Linked DNA regions of Homo sapiens: region 2 is linked to region 1. A link is a contact called in ENCODE Hi-C or POLR2A ChIA-PET data. All regions are on one chromosome and are shown on one strand. The core of a region is the stretch at or near the end of the contact, and the rest is flanking DNA. Distances in the headings are between cores, read along the strand shown.

The links. A loop is a pair of places that touch in the nucleus more often than their neighbours do. ChIA-PET counts read pairs that join two places held with the same protein, here RNA polymerase II (POLR2A). Pooled maps may share reads with other maps.
Region 2: a map with no recorded cell type shows a loop between it and region 1 (2.1-fold over the local background). The contact joins two enhancer-like sites. A Hi-C loop is called at or near these places in 1 of 168 maps with a recorded cell type or tissue (HepG2), 1 of 37 single-sample maps with no recorded cell type and 5 of 50 pooled maps. POLR2A ChIA-PET finds 5 or more read pairs at or near these places in 4 of 52 experiments (AG04449, IMR-90, T-cell and 1 more).

What each region holds. Positions count from the first base shown.
Region 1 is chr1:221,992,484-221,998,010 of GRCh38, reverse strand. No RefSeq gene overlaps it. Among named protein-coding and RNA genes, the nearest start is that of LINC02257, 17 kb to the right of the region's middle. RefSeq lists an enhancer at 5,523-5,527. Within about 2 kb of position 3,675, at least 3 of the 41 ENCODE cell types and tissues checked have a DNase peak (open chromatin) inside an H3K27ac peak, as active enhancers do.
Region 2 is chr1:222,040,270-222,045,841 of GRCh38, reverse strand. LINC01705 (long intergenic non-protein coding RNA 1705) reads left to right here. Exons shown (of 3, transcript XR_001738485.2): 3 at 3,920-4,138. Among named protein-coding and RNA genes, the nearest start is that of LINC01705, 16 kb to the left of the region's middle. Within about 2 kb of position 1,666, at least 5 of the 41 ENCODE cell types and tissues checked have a DNase peak (open chromatin) inside an H3K27ac peak, as active enhancers do.

The sequences.
Region 1 (5,527 bases), core at 2,426-4,925:
TGTTTTTTGTTTTTGTTTTTGTTTTTTCAGATGGAGTCCCACTCTGTTGCCCAGGCTGGAGTACAGTGGTGAGATCTTGGCTCACTGCAACCTCTGCTTCCCGGGTTCAAGCAATTCTCCTGCTTCAGACTCCTGAGTATCTGGTATTACAGGCACACATACCATGCCTGGTTAATTTTTTTGTACTTCTAGGACAGACAGGGTTTGGCTATGTTGGTCAGGCTGGTCTTGAACTCCTGACCTCAAGTGATGTGCCTGCCTTGGCCTCCCAAAGTGCTGGGCTTACAGGCGTGAGCCACCGTGCCCAGCCTAAAACTTTTTAATGTTGAAATCATTAGCAAAATTAAAAGACAGAAAACATGTAGAAAAAATTTGCAGCATAGATAGCAAAGGATTAATATACATATGCATGTATATATATATCTCATATAAATCTCATGAAAGCTCATATAAATAAATAAGAATATTTCACTAGGAAAGAAAAATGGGCAAAGATTATAAATAGAGCATTCTATAAACATACACAGAGTTTTCAACCACACAAAATAAACTCAAGAAAATTTCAATAAAACTTTGTTATCACTTTTTTTTTGCATATATAAAGTTCCAAACATTATAAAACATGACAGGTTTTGGCCAGGTGCAGTGGCTCACTCCTGTAATGCCAGCACTTTGGGAGGCCAGGGTGGGTGGATCACTTGAACTCAGGAGTTGGAGGCCAGCCTGGGCAACATGGCAAAACTCTGTCTCTATGAAAAATACAAAAATTAGCTGGGTGTGTTGGCAAGCGCCTGTAGTCCCAGCTACTTGGGAGGCAGAGGTGGGAGTATGGCTTGAGCCCAAGAGGTAGAAGCTGCAGTGAGTCATGATTGCTCCACTGTACTCCAGCCTGGGTGACACAGTGAGACTGTCTCAAAAATAAATAAATAAATAAATAAATAAAATAAAACATGACAGTTCTTACTGTTGTGACAGCCAGTAGAAGTATAAATTGTTGCCACTTATCTAGAAAACTATTTGACAATTTATTTAAGAAACTTAAAAATCTTTGTATACCTTTATCCTGAAATTCTTTTTGTAAGGAATCTGCTGAGGAAAAACACAGCAGTTCAAAGAACTATTCACGCAAGAGGGTTTTCATTGCTACATTATATAAGATAAGCAAAGGGTTAGAAACACTCTCTCAATAACAAAGAAATGCTTAATAAATTGTTGTACACAGATGTAATTAAATTATTATGGAGACATTAACATATAACATTAAAAAAACTAAATGACAAGAACATGCTTACAAAATTGTTAGAAAATGTAAGATATGAAACTATATACAATGACATCTATCTTATCTCTATTTATCAGAAAGACAATACAAATAATATGCCAAAGCATTAATAGTGCTTATCTCTGGCTGGGTGTTACAGTATAACAAGTCTACATTTTCTTTTGTATACTTCTACTATATTTTCCAAATACAACCATGTAACAAACATGGTAGCAAAAGGTAACAAACATGTTACCTTTATAATAAAAGAGAAATCAAAGTTTATCTAGGCCAGGAGTGGTGGCTCATGCCTATAATCCCAGCATTTTGGGAGGCTGATGTGGGAGGATCACTTGAGGCCAGGAGTTCAAGGCCAGCTTGGGCAAAATAGTGAGATCCTTCTGCTACCAAAAATAAAAATAAAATATTATAAAATAAAACATGCAGAATTGTGTGATCTGTAGTCTTATACAGTAATGTTCAACCTTTTATGAACAGAACAAGCTTTGTATAATATCTTTTTTTTTTTTTTTTTTTGAGACCAAATCTCTGTCACCCAGGCTGGAGTGCAATGGCACGATCTAGGCTCACTGCAACCTTTGCCTCCTGGGTTCAAGTGATTCTCTGGCTTCAGCCTCTCAAGTAGCTGGGAATACAGGTGCCCCCCCCGCCCCCACCACACCTGGCTAATTTTTGTATTTTCAGTAGAGACGGGGTTTTACCATGTTGGCCAGGCTGGTCTCGAACTCTCCTGATCTCAAGTGATCTGCCCACCTCAGCCTCCCACAAGCTTTGTATAATATCTTGACTCAGCTCAAATTTACATTTAAACTCACCTGAGACACCCATGCCACATGTCTCCACCAACTGATAAGGGGTAATTGAGCATGAGGGGCTTGTTAGAGACCAGATTGCTAGTGGAGTGGGCAGGGAGCATAGCAGGACATGAGTCCTAGGGAAATGGTCACAAATAGCCCTGAAGCATCCTCTTACCCATTTTCATTCCAGAAAAGCTGGCCTGGCCAGGCTGCAGAATCAGAGGTGCATATGGGCACACAGTGGCTCCCCTATCTGTGAGGTCTAATTCCATCTGGTAAATGTCCAAGGGGGTTTCCTTAGTGCAGAGCCACCTGTAGGGTGAATCAAGGTGACAGCAGAGCCCAGAGGAGGGGCCATGCCCTCGTCACTGCTGGCTGAGCCACTCTTGACCCAAGGTACTGTGACCCTTCTTGGTTCTGAGTCCCTCAGTCTCCTAAAATCTCTAGCAATTATCTTTTCTTTTCTTACTGCAGCCTCCACTCCTGTCCCTGGGCATGTCCTAAACACTGGCCATTGTAGTATTAATCGCACAAACCAAGCAAGTCTAATTTACAAAACAAGCCATTGCTTAGTGGAGGAGACTCGGCCAATGTGCACATCGCAGCATCAGTCCCTATTTTTCACAAACTAACCCAGTTAACCCAGTTAACTTCTCTCTGCCCATCCTGCTAACTAGATAATGGATACTCAGTGAGTGCAGCCCTAACTAAACATTAGATTGTTAGTCAGACTGGAATGTTCCTCCGTCACATACTTGAACAGTGTTTTCAGTTTGGGGTTATCCACATGATCCATTTCTCATTATCACGGACGACAAAGACCCAACTGTGTTCATCAGCATATGAACATTACTCACACACACTCATTTCATAAGCAAGAAAACACAGAGAAAGGAGAAAAAAAAAGATTAAAATAAGTGCAGTAAGGAGTGGGAGGCTTGGAGAATGAATCAAATAAGAGATTGTTATAACTGGAAGAGACCTTAAAGGGAAGTCTGTTCTTCTAAACCCATCATTTTATAGTTTCTTTGTTTTTGTAATAAAAAGACAAAGCAAATGAGGCTAAGCCAGAGATCTAGTAAGTGGCAGAGAAGGAACCAGAACTCTTCTGACTCTTCTAGGTTATCTAACTCTTAGTGAGCTGTGCATTAACCTTGTCGCCCGTCTAAGTAATGGGAGGAAGAATAGGTACTGGTTGAGAGTCAAGTTGAGAAGTGAGTTCTTTGATAGAGGTGAAGATGAGGCCAGTTACTTGGGTCTCAAACTGAACAGGAAACACCATCATTTCCATTTTCTGATCACTTTTAGAGTCAGTGCAACTCTAAAAGTCAGTGCAACTCTAGGAAGTGGGTGTACCATCTCACTCTTTCCACATCCTCTTGGCCTCCCTTTGGACTCCATGGGGCTGTAGGATGGTGCTGTGTTGATCTGCACCTCAGTGAAAACACCTCTCTGCCATCAACTTCCAGTTTGTCCCTACAGCTTTCCTGACTCCACAGTGGGCTACCTGGATTTAAGCCCTGCCTTCCCTGAGGTCTGCTGTGCTGGAAACTCTCCTGAGCATCATGACTCAAACCATGCAGCCTAAAAGGACCAGTATATGAGTCAGCTGATTCTCTTCCCCTTTCAGGCAAGCAGTTGATGTCTTAGAACCCTGTTCTTTTTCTAACTAGCATTAGAGGCCTGGTTAAGCGAGAACAGCTCTTTCTTCTGTTAAGAGGATATATATTCGGGAGGGTCCGGAGACATTTGAATCAAGACTCCCTAGTTCCTTCCCAAAGGAGATAAGAATCCCCATTGGGCCTTGAAGCTTTGAGGACCAGGTCTGTTTCTGAAGCATTCTTGTAAAAAGGTACAAACCTTCAGGTCTAGTTTAAATTCATTTCTATTATGTAGCCCCAAAGATCTTGGCTCAGGGGTTACTTTAGACCTCCCGATAGCTCTCAGAATTCCAAGCATATGCCCTATGGGCTTTCCTAGGTCTTCTCCATGTACTGAAATGTCAAAGACAGGGAAGCAAGAGCTTGGCTCATGTCCTCATCATCTCTCTTCTGGGCTACTGCTGTCATTTTTTCACTGGTCTCCTTTCCCCAGTATCATTTCATGAGTGCCTGCAAATGAGTAAATGAATGAACACAATCTCACTCTTTTCTAATTCATCCTTTCCACCAGGGGTCTCCAATCCCTGGGCCATGGACCAGTATCAGTCTATGGCCTGTTAGGAACCAGGCCTCACAGTAGCAGGTGAGAGACAGGCAATCAAGCAAAATTTCATCTGTATTTACAGCTGCTCCTCATCACTGGCATTACCACCTGAGCTCCACCTCCTGTGAGATCAGTGTTGGCATTGGATTCTAATAGAAGCATGAACCCTATTGTGAACTGTGCATGCAAGGGATCTAGGTTGTGTGCTCCTTATGAGACTGTAATGACTGAGGATCTGTCACTGTCTCCCATCACCCCTAGATGGGACCTTGTAGTGCAGAAAAACAGGCTCAGGGCTCCCACTGATTATACATTATGATGAGTTGTAAAATTATTTCATTATATATTACAAGGTAATAATAATAGAAATAAAGTGGACAATAAATGTAATACACTTCATTCATCCCTCCAATCCGGTCTGTGGAAAAATTGTCTTCCACAAACCTGTCCCTGATGTCGAAAATGTTGGGGACCACTGCTTTACACTGTTGTTAAAGAAGCAGCTTTAAAGGGCAAAAATCAAGTCAAGTTGCTCCCATTTCCATAGCTCCTCAGTCCCTAGAGCACAGCAGCCCAGAAGAGCATCTAGAACATTTGGAGTTACCTGTCTTCCAACCTTATGTCCTGAGACTGCCTGTGTCTGCCTTTACGTTGTGACCACTAGTGTAATCCAAACTCTCTGATTTTGTTCTTTTAGCTCCTTCTACTCGGAGAAACTTCCCCTTCACTAATGGGAGACATCTTTGTGATTGTTTAGGGTCCAGGTAAAATTTCACATCTCGAAGAGGGAATGCTATAGAATCCAATACACCTTGGCCTGATCACTGCCCCATCATGTGCTAACTCTGTGGACACAAGGGAATGTATTACTCTCTTCATGCCCAACTTTGCTTAGCTTTATATTGTGGAAAACAATATCTACCTCTTAAGATTAATGTAAGGATTGTTAAAAAATGAACTTAGGCATATTAACATTCTAATGAGTTTGAGCATTCAGCATTTCATGACCTGGGCAGCATTAGACCACAAGTGGTTTGGCACTCCACTGAAGGGGTGCGAAGGGGATACTTTTATACGGTGTTTGTGAAAGAAAGACAGAGGAAGCATTTGATTGGTTAAAATGGAAAGTCCCTAGTTAGAGATTAGTTGGTGGTTTCTGATTGGTAAAGTCCCTAGTTAGAAGCTACTTGGTGATTTCTGATAGGATAAGCTTAAGCTTTGTTTCACTGTTTACATTGAGTTG
Region 2 (5,572 bases), core at 417-2,916, 50 kb before region 1:
AGCCCAACCAAAGACAGCTGGCTCAGACCTCAGCAAGCTTGGGAACAGTTACAGTCTGGTGCTTTCTCCTGGTTTTCTTATAAGGCTTCTCTGCTCCCTGGTGGTCTTTTACCTTCAGACCCTCGGATGCTGTGATGCTTTCTGCTCTAGTGGTCACATATCTTCTCGTTAGCCCCTGGAAACCTCTGCCGACCATCCCAATGCCAGCTCCCCAACGTGGCCTACATCTGGTCCTTGAACACTCTGAGTGCATCATCTTAACAAACTCCAGGGGAGTAAGCTGCCTAACACCATCATCTCCCCCTTAGCAGGCCATCCCTCACGTTGTAAGGGTGAGAGAAGGGCACCAGTCCGCATCACTCCTCTACCTGCAAGGGGACATATCATAGACTCCTGAGTCATCCCCTGAGCCTTCTCCTAAGGGACTTGAGGGGAGGAACAGATGCCCTCCCATGCCACACTCTTTGAGGGTTGTGAGGTATTCATAGTGCAGGCTTCTCCAAAGAGAGGATCATGAAATGTGAAATCATTATTGGGTGGCTTTTTGGATATTTCTGTATCTGATATTTATTAAATCATGATACTTCAATTAAAACTTCCAACTTAGAATCCTGTTACATTGAAATATTTGAAGAGTGCATTAGCGTCCACCAGAAAAGGTATGTTTCCTCTGCATTACTCATTAGTCCCTGGATTATCTTGCTATTTTGCCTCTAGGTTTGAGACGGAGTCTTGCTCTGTCTCCAGGCTGGAGTGCAGTGGTGTGATCTCGGCTTACTGAAACCTCCACCTCCCAGGGTCAAGTGATTCTCCTGCCTCAGCCTCCCGAGTAGCTGGGAGTACAGGTGCCTGCCACCATGCCCAGCTAATTTTTGTATTTTTAGTAGAGATGGGGTTTCACCGTGTTGGCCAGGATGCTCTCTATCTCTTGACCTTGTGATCTGCCCGCCTCAGCCTCCCAAAGTGCTGGGATTACAGGCGTGAGCCACCGGGCCCCATCTCCTCTATAGTTTTTTTGTGGGGCCCATCAGAGACTGAATTCTCCACATGGTCTATGGGTGAAACAAAATCTGGAGGCTACTTCTCTAATTTGAGAGGACACCTGTAGATATGAGAGCCCACAATACTGTTCTTCCCATCTATGGCACCCGGGTTTTCCTCTCTCCCATTGTGTTACACATTTATCTGGTTCGACATGAAGCTCCTGAACCAGACTCTATTTCAAGATGCCAGGGAGCTTGCGGGTATGTGTAGTCCACTGGAAAGAGCCCTAATAATTCTGCCTTCAAGTCCCAGTCTAGCAAAGTCATTGGTCCTTACTTTCCTCAGCTTCAAATGAAGGAGTCATGCCTTGTAACTCCCAAGATCCTCTTCTATTCTGATATTCTGGCTTTCATTATCTTGAATTCCATTGTTAGATTGAATTGACCTGTCAGCTTAGAAACAATGATTGGCACAACATCCATATTCAGAGACAGCCTCAGTCTGACTGTCTGGTCTTTGTCGGCACAACGCGGTAGGCAAATCTCAACCTGTGAGTCTTCTTTTAGAGACCTTAAAACAATCTTGAAAAAAAAATAGCAATGATGTAAGTCCGAGAAGTAGGGCCCCTTTACAAATAGCAACGCTGTGGGTTCATACAAACAGATCTGATGTAGCTCCTATTTTAATTGAATCACCCACTTGGCAACTGAACAACAACAATAAACTGCTTGTTGCTGGCTTATGTCTCTGTCAGAAAAAAACAGTGTTCACTCTCAAAGGCTTCTGGGCCTTTGCTTTATTAAGAAACTTGATAAATATAGTTCAGTAAGTCTGTGGTCCATCTCAGATTTATAGCCAGCTTGCTAATCTAACCAGATAGGATCTCAGGGCAGAAAAACATATGCCTGGTTTTTGTTTTGATGAGACAAAACCCCCAAAATGGGAAGTCCATGTTCTCCTGACTCAGTCTCCCAGGTCTGAGTGCCTGCCCTGCTGTAGCTGGGCTGCCACCCCAGGCCTTCCCCCTCCTGCCCAGCCTGCGGCTGCTTCTGTCCTTCCTGCAGCTGCCCAGACCTTTGCTCATGTGTGCAACCTTTTCAGAGGCCTGTTGACAGGTTTGAAAATAAAGCAGGCGATGTAAAGAACACGCAAGTCATAGATATATGAAAATCAAGCAGTTTGGCTCTACGGAGCGGGATTAGTGAGGATCAGCTGTGCAGCCAGCCTGCTCCTGGGAGGGAGGCCGAGGAGGCTGCCTGAGGCTGGGGCGCTGGGGCACTCTCTGCCTCAGCTGTGCAGCTGCAGCTCTGGGCCATCTCTGTCTATTCTCAGACACTCCTAAGCTGTCCCAGAATGCCAGGGCACATAGGCTGCCAAATTGCCCAGGTGGGTCCAATAGTAGTTGATAATGTGGTGCTTGGGAAGGGACCTTTCCTGTCCCCACACGGTGAGGGGCAGGGCTTCTGCTGGGGCAAGAGACCTGAGACTGGAAGCTGAAGTGGGAAGGGCAGAGAGAAGACCCATTAGGGGCAAACAACCCTCAGGGGACACTGGTAGCTTTGCACAGTGTCAGACTGTACTTGTAGATATTGGGGGAAAGAGTAAAATAACTATGATCTGAGAGTGATACTCAGGAACTCTGATGTAAACGTGAGGTGATGATACTCACACCCTGGAGATGGGGCATCTGCTTCTCTTTCTATTTTCCTACTTTTTTTCTGCTGTTTATTCATATTGTTTTGCAAAATAATTATTCTGCATCCAAAAGTCCATGAGACAGCAACTTCTATTTCTTTATGCAAATACGTCAATACCTCTCTGGGAAAAATAAATAAAATAAAAGGTTCTGAGTATTGGGAACCATGCTCTGAAAAGTATCCCAATGATATGATAGGAACAGCATGAGTACCCTGCAGTGACAGCTGATTCACATGGGGGACTCACAGGCATCTCATTTTAAAAATGAACTGACTCTTCTGTAGACCCTGCAGCCTACCCACAACTTGGTGTCCTCACCTCCATCCCTGTCCCCGTGCTGTTGAGCTTGTTCCCTCCAGGTTCAGGGTGGCTGTCTGGTCCAGTCTGACCAAGCCCCCTTCTAGAATAGGCACTGGAATTTGAGAGATTACAGAAATGAGCTTGGGACCTTTAGACTTTTCACCAGATGGAAAATTTGCAAACATGTTTTTCTCTATAACCAGGTTGAGTGATCACACTGTCATTACTAGACTGCCAACTTCATCAAAATATTAATAATTGTCTTAAAAAGCTGATGAAACCAGAATAGTCTGAAAATAGGGATGGAAGATGATTCTCATGGAAAAGAGAAGGCTGAGTGGTCTGAGTGGTTACAATGTGAGCTCCAGTCTTAGAGAGTCCAGGAACTAGAGAGAGACACGGAATGTACACTGATGGAATCGAGAAAATGTCGCAAGTGAATGCAAAGACTAACCCAGAGAGGTTACTTGAGGACCTGCCTTTTCTCCCATAATATGTGCTATGATTCAGTCAAACTAAGCCACAAGATATTCCTTTAATTATCCTGTGCATTCCTCTCTTTGCTCAAATGTTCCCTTTTCCAGGAATAAAATTCCCACAGTACCATTAACCTCCAACATTTCTTGAGGAATTTCTTTGTGACAATGTACTGAAGGCTTGTGCGTCACATCAACTATCTCATTTAATCCTCGTAACCACGTTATGAAGTAGGTGTTAACATGAGCTCTGTCTTGCAGCTGCAGAAATTATGACGTAAAAGCTTAAGTAACTTGCCCAAGGTTAGGTTGGTAATAAGAGGCAGAGCTGGGGTTCCATCTTAGGCAGCCTATTCCTAGATGGTACATCTTTAACATCTATGTGCACCAGTAGAGAGAATGCTGCTGTTCTAAGGATCCTTGAAGGACCAGCTTGAATTCATGAGACTTTCTTCCCCCAGGATAAAGCGCTCCCTTGTTGGTGTCCCCACAGTCCAGGCTGGTGCTGATGCCGTCCTGCCGTCCTGCATCAGAGCCACTCATGCCCGTGTGCGCACTCTTTGTCGGGGTCTGACACCGTTGCATCGTATATCACCTGTGTTGTCATGGTCAGTGCTCAACAAATGCCCCTACTGATTCAAGTATATGAGCAAGTCAAATAAAAAAATAATATGGCCGGGCGCGGTGGCTCAAGCCTGTAATTCCAGCACTTTGTTAGGCCGAGGCGGGCGGATCACAAGGTCAGGAGATTGAGACCTTCCTGGCTAACACGGTGAAACCCTGTCTCTACTAAAAATACAAAAAATTAGCCGGACATGTTGGCGGGCGCCTGTAGTCCCGGTTACTTGGGAGGCTGAGGCAGGAGAATGGCCTGAACCCAGGAGGCAGAGCTTGCAGTGAGCTGAGATCGTGCCACTGCACTCCAGCCTGAGCGACAGAGTGAGACTCCATCTCAAAATAAATAAATAAATAAATAAATAATGTAATAATTTATTAGGCCTCTGCTGTAATAATTTATTAGGCTTCTGCATAAATTATTGCATTTTATCCATACAACATTTATGATTCTTATTTTTCAATGAGGAACCAGACTTAGGAAGATTAATAACTTGCCTGAAGTCACAGAGGTAGAGGGGCAGCGTAAAGATTCAGTTGCCAATTTGTCAGATTCCAAAGCTCTTTTACTGCACCATCTCGCCTTCCAAGCGTGGGAGAGTGGGGAGGGAATTATGTGTCAGTGTTGGGTGAGAATGGCTTGGTAGAACTTGGAGGTGAGCTTCTCATGAACAGGGCTTCCTGGGACCTCTTATCCTGTCTTACATGAGTCACCCCAAATTATTAGAAATCAAAGCATCAGTTGAGGAAAACCACACCAGCCCCCAGAAAGCTAATTGAGCCCCGTAGTCTCAAAGCAAGTCTAGTCACTGCTCTTGAAAAATGCAATTTAGCCATTCCTCCTTACTCCTTACAGCTGATCTCAAACACATGAAATATCATATGTAATTAGAGTCCATGAACATTCGTGTCACTTTGCACAATTAAAACTGTGTTCTGCTATTCCTGGGAAACATATTTTTAGTTTAAGCTGGGGTGTAATGAGATCTCTAAAAATAACACCGTGAAAGGTGAGGCTAAGTGTAGGGGTTGAGTTCACCCCAGTGCCGAGGCTATAAAACATTATTCATGGTCCATTTAAAGCTCTTGAGCCCTGGGCCAACTTTTTTGCTCAGACAGAAGTTTGGTTCATCCTATTTGGACCCAACTCACTTTCCATTGAAATGGCGGTGGCCTGAGTGAGAGGGACTTAGACTAGGCCATTAGAGGAATTTTACAGCAGCTGAGGCAGCTCAGGGCCACTTTCTCTCCGAGGGGCTCTGGTTACACTCAGGCTGAAAGGCTTGGATATCGAGTGTTGAGACCACCCCACAGCTCGCCAGCTTGCTGCCCTCTGGCATGATGGCTCCTTTCAGAATCAAGCTCCCCAGGTTTTGGCAAGCCTATGGCTACAGAAATAACAAATGATCTCCCAGCTTGGCAGTGGGAGGGTTCTGGCATGCCTGTAACCTCAGACACAGAATATGGCACCCAATAGCGTGCGGAAATGGTGATACAAG